2 separate regions of the Homo sapiens genome follow, and region 1 is linked to region 2. Evidence: chromatin loops called from intact Hi-C (ENCODE). Cell type or tissue: MCF 10A. All regions are shown on one strand. Links, peaks and the distances in the headings refer to the core of each region. The heading gives the core; the rest is flanking DNA.

Evidence for each region. A loop is a pair of places that touch in the nucleus more often than their neighbours do. Peaks named below come from ENCODE experiments on the same cell type or tissue, not always from the same donor. Only the 100,000 strongest peaks of a DNase experiment are listed, where the experiment ranks them.
Region 1: a loop joins it to region 2, with 18 times the contacts of the local background. A loop is called at or near these places in 1 of 110 quality-filtered maps.

Annotation. Positions count from the first base shown.
Region 1 is chr5:157,869,042-157,873,443 of GRCh38, reverse strand. No RefSeq gene overlaps it. Among named protein-coding and RNA genes, the nearest start is that of CLINT1, 12 kb to the right of the region's middle. In MCF 10A, for the core only: no CTCF peak of the experiment used is centred there; DNase peaks (open chromatin) are centred at 1,773 and 2,383.
Region 2 is chr5:158,382,647-158,387,048 of GRCh38, reverse strand. The region is part of intron 1 of LINC02227 (long intergenic non-protein coding RNA 2227); the gene reads left to right. Among named protein-coding and RNA genes, the nearest start is that of LINC02227, 25 kb to the left of the region's middle. In MCF 10A, for the core only: no CTCF peak of the experiment used is centred there; a DNase peak (open chromatin) is centred at 1,838.

The DNA.
Region 1 (4,402 bases), core at 128-4,127, 510 kb after region 2:
CCAAAACAAAATTTACATATGTGCATGTATTATTGTTTGTATCTGTCTGAGCATGGATGGAGTGTGAAAAAAAATACTGAGATTTTAACAAAATTACCATATTAAATTTTTCTTTATACAGGTGGATTGTTTTGCTTGTTAAAATGAATGTATATTACTTTTATTTATTTGTTTATTTTTGAGACAGGATTCCACTGTGTTGTTCAGGCTGGTCTCAAATTCCCAGGCTCAAGAAATCCTCCTGCCTCAGCCTCCCAAGTAGCTAAGACTATGGGCTCATGCCACTATACCTGGCTCTACTTTTACTTTTTTTTTTTTTTTGAGATGAAGTCTCACTCTGTCACCCAGGCTGGAATGCAGTGGCATGATCTCAGCTCACTGCAACCTCCATCTCCCAGGTTCAAATGATTCTCCTGCCTTAGCCTCCCAAGTAGCTGGGACTACAGGTGCATGCCACCACGCCCGGCTAATTTTTTGTATTTTTAGTAGAGACAGGGTTTCGCCATGTTGACTAGGCTGGCCTTGAACTCCTGAGCTCAGGTGATCTGCCCACCTAGGCCTCCCCAAGTGCTGGGATTACAGGCAAGAGCCACCGTGCCCAGCCTACTTTTAATTCTCTTGTTCTCACTGCTCCGTCTACCTCAGGCAAACGTGGTAATTTTTTTTTTTTTTTTTTGCCTTGGATTAGTTTTTCCTGTTCTAGAATTGTACATAACCGGAGCCATAACTTTTTGTGTGCAGCTTCTTTTGCTCACTTTTTTTTTTTTTTTTTTGAGATGGAGTGTGGCTCTTGTTGCCCAGGCTGCAGTGTAGTGGTGCGATCTCAGCTCATTGCTACCTCCACCTGCCGGGTTCAAGTGATTCTCCTGCCTCAGTCTCCCAAGTAGCTGGGATTACAGGCCCCTGCCACCACACCCGGCTAATTTTTGGTTTTAGTTTGTTTGTTTGTTTTTTGTTGTTGTTGTTGTTTTGAGACAGAGTCTTGCTCTGTCACCAAGGCTGGAGTGTAGTGGCGCAATCTCATCTCACTGCAACCTCCGCCTCCCAGGTTCAAGCAATTCTCATGCCTCAGCCTCCTGAGTAGCTGGGGTTACAGGTGCGCGTGCCACAATGCCCAGCTAATTTTTGTAGAGACGGGGTTTCACCACGTTGACCAGGCTGGTCTCGTACTCCTGACCTCAAGTGATCCACCCACCTCAGCCCCCAAAGTGCTAGGACTACAGAGCCACTGTGCCCAGCTTCTTTGCTCACTTTTATCTGGGAGATTCATCCAGGTTGTTGTATATATCAGTCATTCATTCCTTTTTGTTGGTGAGTCATAGTCTATTCCAATGATATTCCACAATTTGTTTATCCATACCCTGTTGAAGGACATTTGGGTCATTTCTGGTTTTTGGCTATTGTGAAAAAAGCTGCTATGGAACATTCTTACATGAGAATTTTGATATAGCTTTTTATTTCTCTTGGATAAGTACCTACGGGTTGAATTGCTGCATCAAAGGGTAGATAGATGAGGACATATGACCATATTTTACTTTTGTAATTAAAAAAACTAATAAAAACATTTCAAAGAAAAAATTTGAAGAAACAGAATAAATCTGTATTAAAAATGATACTACTACTACTTGCTATCTTACTTTCCACTCCCTCCCCTCCCCATAGGTGTTTGAATCTGTCAGATGTTGGATTTCAATCAGTGACCCACCACTTTTCAGGATGAATCATCAAAAACAGGGAAATTCTCATAAACCTTCCCAAGAGGAACTAGGTTTGAATACCACCCACCAGAGGCCATAAGACGCAAGTGATCCTCCTGGAGAACTGCCAGCACACAGGAAAATCAGTTTCCATGGGCAGACACCACTTCCAAACAAAGCAAAACAAAAGTCATGACACTTGTATTCTCTAATAACAGGGTGTCACCAGAATAGATACGTAGCATTAAAAAGAAGAAAAGAGTATGTTCTGAAATTAGTCAAATTAACACAGCAAAGAATGAGAATATCAAGAAGTAACCTCACTGCAGGGAGGGCTTGTAAACGAATTGTGAACCAAACCTTGGTGACTTCCAAATCTAAACAGAAAGTCTAAAGTGCTACAAAAATTCAATCAATACCCTGAAGACTGATTCTCAGGAAGGATTGGCTAGAATATAAATATGATGTAAAAGAAGAATGTACAGAAGTCCCCTCTTATTCACAGTTTTGCTTTCCACACTTTCAGTTACCCACGCTCAACTGTACTCTGAAAATATTAAATGGGAAATTCCAGAAAGAAACAATACTACATTTTAAATTGCTCAATGTTCTGAGCAGCCGTTCTGAGTAGCATGATGAAATCTCATGCCATCCAGCTCCATCCCACCTGGAATGTGAATCATTCCTTTGGCCAGTGGATCCACGCTGTCTACCACTGCCCGTTAGTCATGGAGAGTTTCTGCTCCTGACATCCAACCATGGATATTGTCATGGCTGGATGATCCAGGATCACCTGAAACAGATGCTTCTCCTTCTGATGAATCATCAGAAGGTCACTACTAGTCTAATACTACACCACAATGCCTATGACATTCACCTAACTTCATTTCATCAAGTAGGCATTGTATTATCTCACATCATCACAAGGAGGGTGAGTATGGTACAACAGGATCTTTTTCTTAATTTTTTTTTAAGAGACAGGGTCTCGGTATGTTGCCCAGGCTGGTCTCAACCTCCTGGGCTCAAGCAATCCTGGGCATTGTCCTCCTAAAGTGCTGGGATTACAGACATGAGCCACCATACCCAGCCAACAATAGGATATTTTGACAGAGAGAGAGAGAATACATTTACATAACTTTTATTACAGTATATTGTTATAATTGTTCTCTTTTATTATTTAAATTTTTTGAGACAGGGTCTCATTCTGTCACCTAGGCTGAAGTGCAGTGGCACAGTCTTGGCTCACTGCAACCTCTGCCTCCCAGTCTTAATCTATTCTCCCACCTCAGCCTCCCAAGTAGCTGGGACTACAGGAATGTGCCACCATACCAGGCTAATTTTTTGTATTTTTTTGTAGAGACAGGGTTTCACCACATTGCCCAGGCTGGTCTAAAACTCCTGGGCTCAAGCCGTCTTCCTACCTTCCAACCTTCCCAAGTGCTGGGATTACAGGCATGAGCCACCACACCCAGCCAACTATTCTATTTATTATTATTGTTGTTAATCTCTTATTGCGCGTATTAGCCCACTTTCTTTTTTTTCTTTTTTTTTTTTGAGATAGAATTTCGCTCTTGTTGCCCAGGCTGGAGTGCAATGGCACAACCTCGGTTCACTGCAACCTCCATTTCCCAGGTTCAAGCGATTCTCCTGCCTCAGCCTCCCAAGTAGCTGGGATTACAAGCATGCACCACCATGCCCATCTAATTTTGTATTTTTAGTAGAGACAGAGTTTCTCCATGTTGGTCAGGCTGGTCTTGAACTCCTTACTGCAGGTGATCTGCTCGTGTCGGCCTCCCAAAGTGCTGGGATTACAGGTGTGAGCCACTGTGCCCGACCAAGTCCGTTTTCATACTATGAAGAAGTACCCAAGATTGGGTATTTATAAAGAAAAAGACATGTTTTTTGAGACAGAGTCTCACTCTGTCAGCCAGGCTAGAGTGCAGTGGTGCAATCTTGGCTCACCGCAACCTCCGCCTCCCAGGTTCAAGGTATTATCATGCCTCAGCCTCCCAAGCAGCCGGGCTTACGGGTGCCTGCCATGACACCTGGATATTTTTTGTATTTTCAGTAGAGATGGACTTTCACCATGTTGGTCAGGGTGGTCTTGAACTCCTGAACTCAAGTGATCTGTCCACCTCAGCCTCCCAAAGTGCTGGGATTACAGGTGTGAGCCACGGTGCCTGGCGTGAAAAAGAGGTTTCATGGACTCACAGTTCCACATGGCTGAGAGGCCTCACAATCATGGTGGAAGGCAAAGGAGGAGCAAAGGCATGTCTTACATGGCAGCAGGCAAGGGAGTGTGTGCAGGGGAACTGCCCTTTATAAAACCATCAGATCTCCTGAAACTTATTCACCATCACAAGAACAGCATGGGAAAAACCCACCCCCATGATTCAATTAACTCCCACTGGGTCCCTCTCACAACACATGGGGATTATGGGAGCTACAATTCAAGAAGAGATTTGGGTAGGGACATAGCCAAACTATATCACTGTGTTTAATTTATAAATTAAACTTTATCATAGGTATGTATGTATAGGAAAAAACATAGTGTATAGAGGGTTTGGTACTATGTGCAGTTTCAAGCATCTCTTGGAATATATCCTCTTAGGATGGGGGGAATACTGTACTGCCACAGTGTCAATGACCAATTTTAGTGGTAACTGCTGAGCCTATGGCCACCATCACCCCTTTTTCTGGGAACT
Region 2 (4,402 bases), core at 73-4,072:
TTATTGCCACACAAAATAATGGTGCATCTTACAATTGATGGCATCTTAGATTCTGTTAAATACAATGTGTTTTTTACAGATTTGGGGGTATGTGTTAGCGATACACAGGTTCATATGGAATTATGTTGTTCTCATAGCTTTCATACATTAATTTTTCCAGTCACTCTACCTGCTAAGTATCAGGACTTTTCATTGTATTCTGTTTTTTTTTCTTCTTCTTCTTCTTCTTTTTTATTATACTTTAAGTCCTAGGGTGCATGTTTTTGTTTTTGTTTTTTTTACAAAGCACAATACCAAGTACAAAGGGATTTTGTATTTGTTTTCTATAGCTCACATAGTGTGAAATGGGCCACGTTAACCTCTACTGATCCTCTGTTTAACACTACCACCAGCCTTGGAGAGGATAAGAGACTCACTTTGTAATACTCCAGGTTTTCTTTCCAAATATTCAGAAACAGCCCTTATTAATGGCTATACCTTAACTTGGCTTTCAAGTCTATCAATAATTTGGCCACTGTCTTCTTATACCTACCCAACACTAGCAAAATTTGATTATTTGATGACAAACTTTATATTCTCCTAACTTCACTACTTTGTGCTTTTTTGTGCCATATCCTTGCTCTGAAATGTCCCCTTTATCACCAATATCTGCCTAACAGATTCCTACCTATAAAAATATTTCAACTATTCAAGAGGCTGAGGCAGGAGGATCACTGGAGGCCATAAGTTCAAGTCCTGCCCAAAGAACATAAAAAGACCTTCTCTCTTTAAGAAAAAAACAATCATGGATACATGCAAATATTTAGCTTCAAGAATGTTGACTTTGCTGCTGTATATAAAAGCAAAAGCAAATATGCAAACAAAAATGGGACACGACATAAATGTCCAACATTAGGGGATTGATTACATAGGTGCAGTTGTACAATAGAATACTACATGCCCGTTCTTGTGTTGTTTTAAAGAATGTTTAAAGGCATGGAATGATTGTCATGATATACTACTAAGTAAAAGAGAAAAGTAAGTACCATTATAAAAAATCATCTATCGATAAAACATAAATAAAAACAGATGAGAGAAGGATACACACTGTTGGTTAGGATCTAATTTTTTATCATGTCATAGGGTGATATGGTTTGGTTCTGTGTCCCCACCCAAATCTCACCTTGAATTGTAGTAATCCCAACGTTGTCAAGCACAGGACCAGGTAGAGATAACTGAATCATGGGGGCAGTTTCCCCTATGCTGTTCACATGATAGTAAGTGAGTTCTCACGAGATCTGATAGTTTTATAAGGGACTTCCCTCACTTCACTCTGCACTTCTCTCTCCTGCTGCCATGTGAAGAAGGACATGTTTGCTTCCCCTTCTCCCATGATTGTAAGTTTCCTGAGGCTTCCCCAGCCATGGGTAACTGTGAGTCAATTAAATCACTTTCCTTTATAAATTACCCAGTCTCAGGCAGTTCTTTATAGCCGTGTGAGAACAGACTAATATATAAGGAGTTTATTATAAGGCCACGCAGAAGAAAGGAAAAACAGGGAAGTTCTTGGAACCAACATGGAGATCTCACAGAGAACACAACATCCTACACACAATTCAAAATTGCAATATTGTTACAGTCACATAATGCAACTTCTCTCAGCTTCTGCTTTCCTCTCAGCTTTTTTTTTTAATTTCCCAGTATGTGTCTCAAATTCCACATATGAGTAAGAGGGTCTGATTCACTCACTTAGTCATCACCTCATACAGAGCCCCTGCACTGGACAAACCTCTCAGGCCAGGCTACTTCATGGCCAGTGGGCTACTCAGCCCATACACTGGTGCTTTTGGCCTTGATCCAATCAGTTGTGTGCAGGGTGGCATGATTGCATGACAGAACATGGAATTGTAGAGGTCAGGAAGTGCTGAGGCTGCTTCTCTGAAATGGGGCTGAAAGCAGGGCAGGCACTCCAAGACTCATACACATTCTTTTCCAGTACATTCATCAAAATAATATTTGTGGTTATGACAGAAGGATGGGGGAAAAATAAATTCATTACAGTTGGATTTGGCTCCATGAGATGGAAAACCCCAAATTACAATGGTTTCAACACAGGAGGGTTTATTCTCTCAAGTAGAAGAAGTCTGGGATGGCAAGTCACAAAGTCATTAGAAATTCAAGTGCATTCTAACTTCCTGCTCTTCATCATAGCACATAGTATGGAAGTCATTATTTATGTTCACTAATACTCTTTTTCTTCCCTCGTTTTGGGAACATGATAGGACTTCACTTCCTTCCCCTTTGAATGTTGGTGTGTCATGTGACTTGCTTTGGAAAAGTGAACTATAAAGGGAAGTAACATGAATCACTTCTAAGCAGAAGCTTTAAGAGTCAGTGCACAATCCATTATACATCCTTCCACCTACTATTGTGATTTTGAAAGCACATGTTGAGAGAAAGCTGCCATCAGCCTGGGTGATGGAGTGACTCTAGTTAGCACAGGTTCTTTGTTGAAGTCTATTGGATATTTAGGTGAGGTAGAAATAGAATATCATTGAGGTTAGGGGACTGTTTGTTATTATAGCATAACCTGGTCCATTCTGACTAAATACATATAGGCATCATCAAAATCACTTCCTGGTCCACTATGGCTGCTAGAGATTTAGCCATCACCTTCATGTCCCATCAAGAAGGAAAACTAGAGAAGGGCAAAAGGGCCAAACTTCCTAGTGAAGTCATCTCCCTTACGGAGTCTTCCTGGAAGTCCCACACAATGTTTTAACTTAAATTGCTCAGAATTTAGTTACACAGCCAATGTATTGATAACTGGCTGCAAAGGGTTCTGGGTAATGTAGTCTTTTAGCAGCACATTGTTGCACTGAATGTAATTAAGGCTGAGTTTCTAAGAAGGAGAAAAAAGATATTAGATAATCAACCAACACCATCTGCCGTAAAATATGACCCTCACTTTCTTCTTTTATTTATATTTTCTTAATTTCTTAAATAAAAACTTTTATAATTTCATATAAGAAAAAAGTTATTGGGACCTTCTTATTTATTCATCGGGACAGCTCAAAGTCTCTCTTAATCACCCCCATAGAAGCCCAGTCTTTCCCCTCTAAGTTCTCCCTAAATCTCATATGCCCCACCCTTCATTTTCTGATCACATTTGCCATCATGTCATAGTTTCATACCTACCCTACAACAGATCCCCTGAGGGCAGGGCTCAGCTCTTATTTCCTTCAGTCTTCTAAGATTCATTTCATGTATGGTAGATGTTCTATATTGGAAGGAGGAAGGACAAAAGGCTATTTCTCAACTGCTATTTATTTTTATTTTCAAATCCCAAATTGGAAGCAGAATTAGCTAATACTTTCACCAGAGTAAGTATATTAAGGAAGTGCCTAAGTGCAAAGCACCACGTTCCTATCCTGGTCAGAGTTCAGACAGTAAACCAGCTTCACAGACATTTAAGAGGGGCAACAATGTGACTTCCATGGAAACATGGACAGGTCAAATCTAGGTATGTTTGAACTTAAGAGACATATGGACAGATTGTTCTGGCAGCTGACTGTCATGAAGACTAGCACAGGAATGTCATCCAGAAGATGCCAGAGCTTCCCTCCACACTGCCCATGCCTGCTGGCCACCTTACATGTGACACCTTTTTAGAATAAAGTGCATGATAGCATTTAGTAACTAAAGTCCCTGAAATTGCATCCAAGTAAATTTCATAGAAAATTTCAATCTACAGCAGAGTATTGTGGGAAGAACTTGATGTACTGGCATTACCCTCTAGGCAAAAGTGTTTCAAATAAGTAAGAGGAGACTGAAAAAAGTCCCACATAATTGGGGCAGGAAAGAGGATCCTTATTCTAGAATGGCAGTCCAAAATAACAAATCGAAGAGCTACCACCCTGAGTACTGTTATATGTGCTATGCACCAGGCACTAAGCTAAGCACTTTATATATATTGCTCATTTTATTCCTACAATGTCCCCATATGACTGGTAGTATTTTAACGCCTATTTCTAAAAATCAAGCTAACAAAAGAGCTCAGGGCTTTTAGGAGATCAGTTATAGTGATGGTCCCATTTAAAAGCCCCCATAGGCACATTCTTTGGTGACTTTGTGGCTCCTCTTATCAAGGGATTGAGCCTATTTTCCCATTTCTTGGATCAAGGCTGGTTTCATAATTGCTTTGGACAAAACAGTTTCATAGAAGCAACAGTTCTGAGCTCTGAGAACAGTGCTAGTTCTGAGTCTATATCTTGAGAGGGCTTGCATGCTTCTCTTGCCTCTCTTAAAACTTTGCTGCTGCATGTAAAAAGCCTGGGCAAGCCTGCTATATTGTGGAGGCTCACGGAGCAGAGATGAGTCATACTAGCTGGGATCATCTTCAACCAGCCAGCCCCCAGCTGAC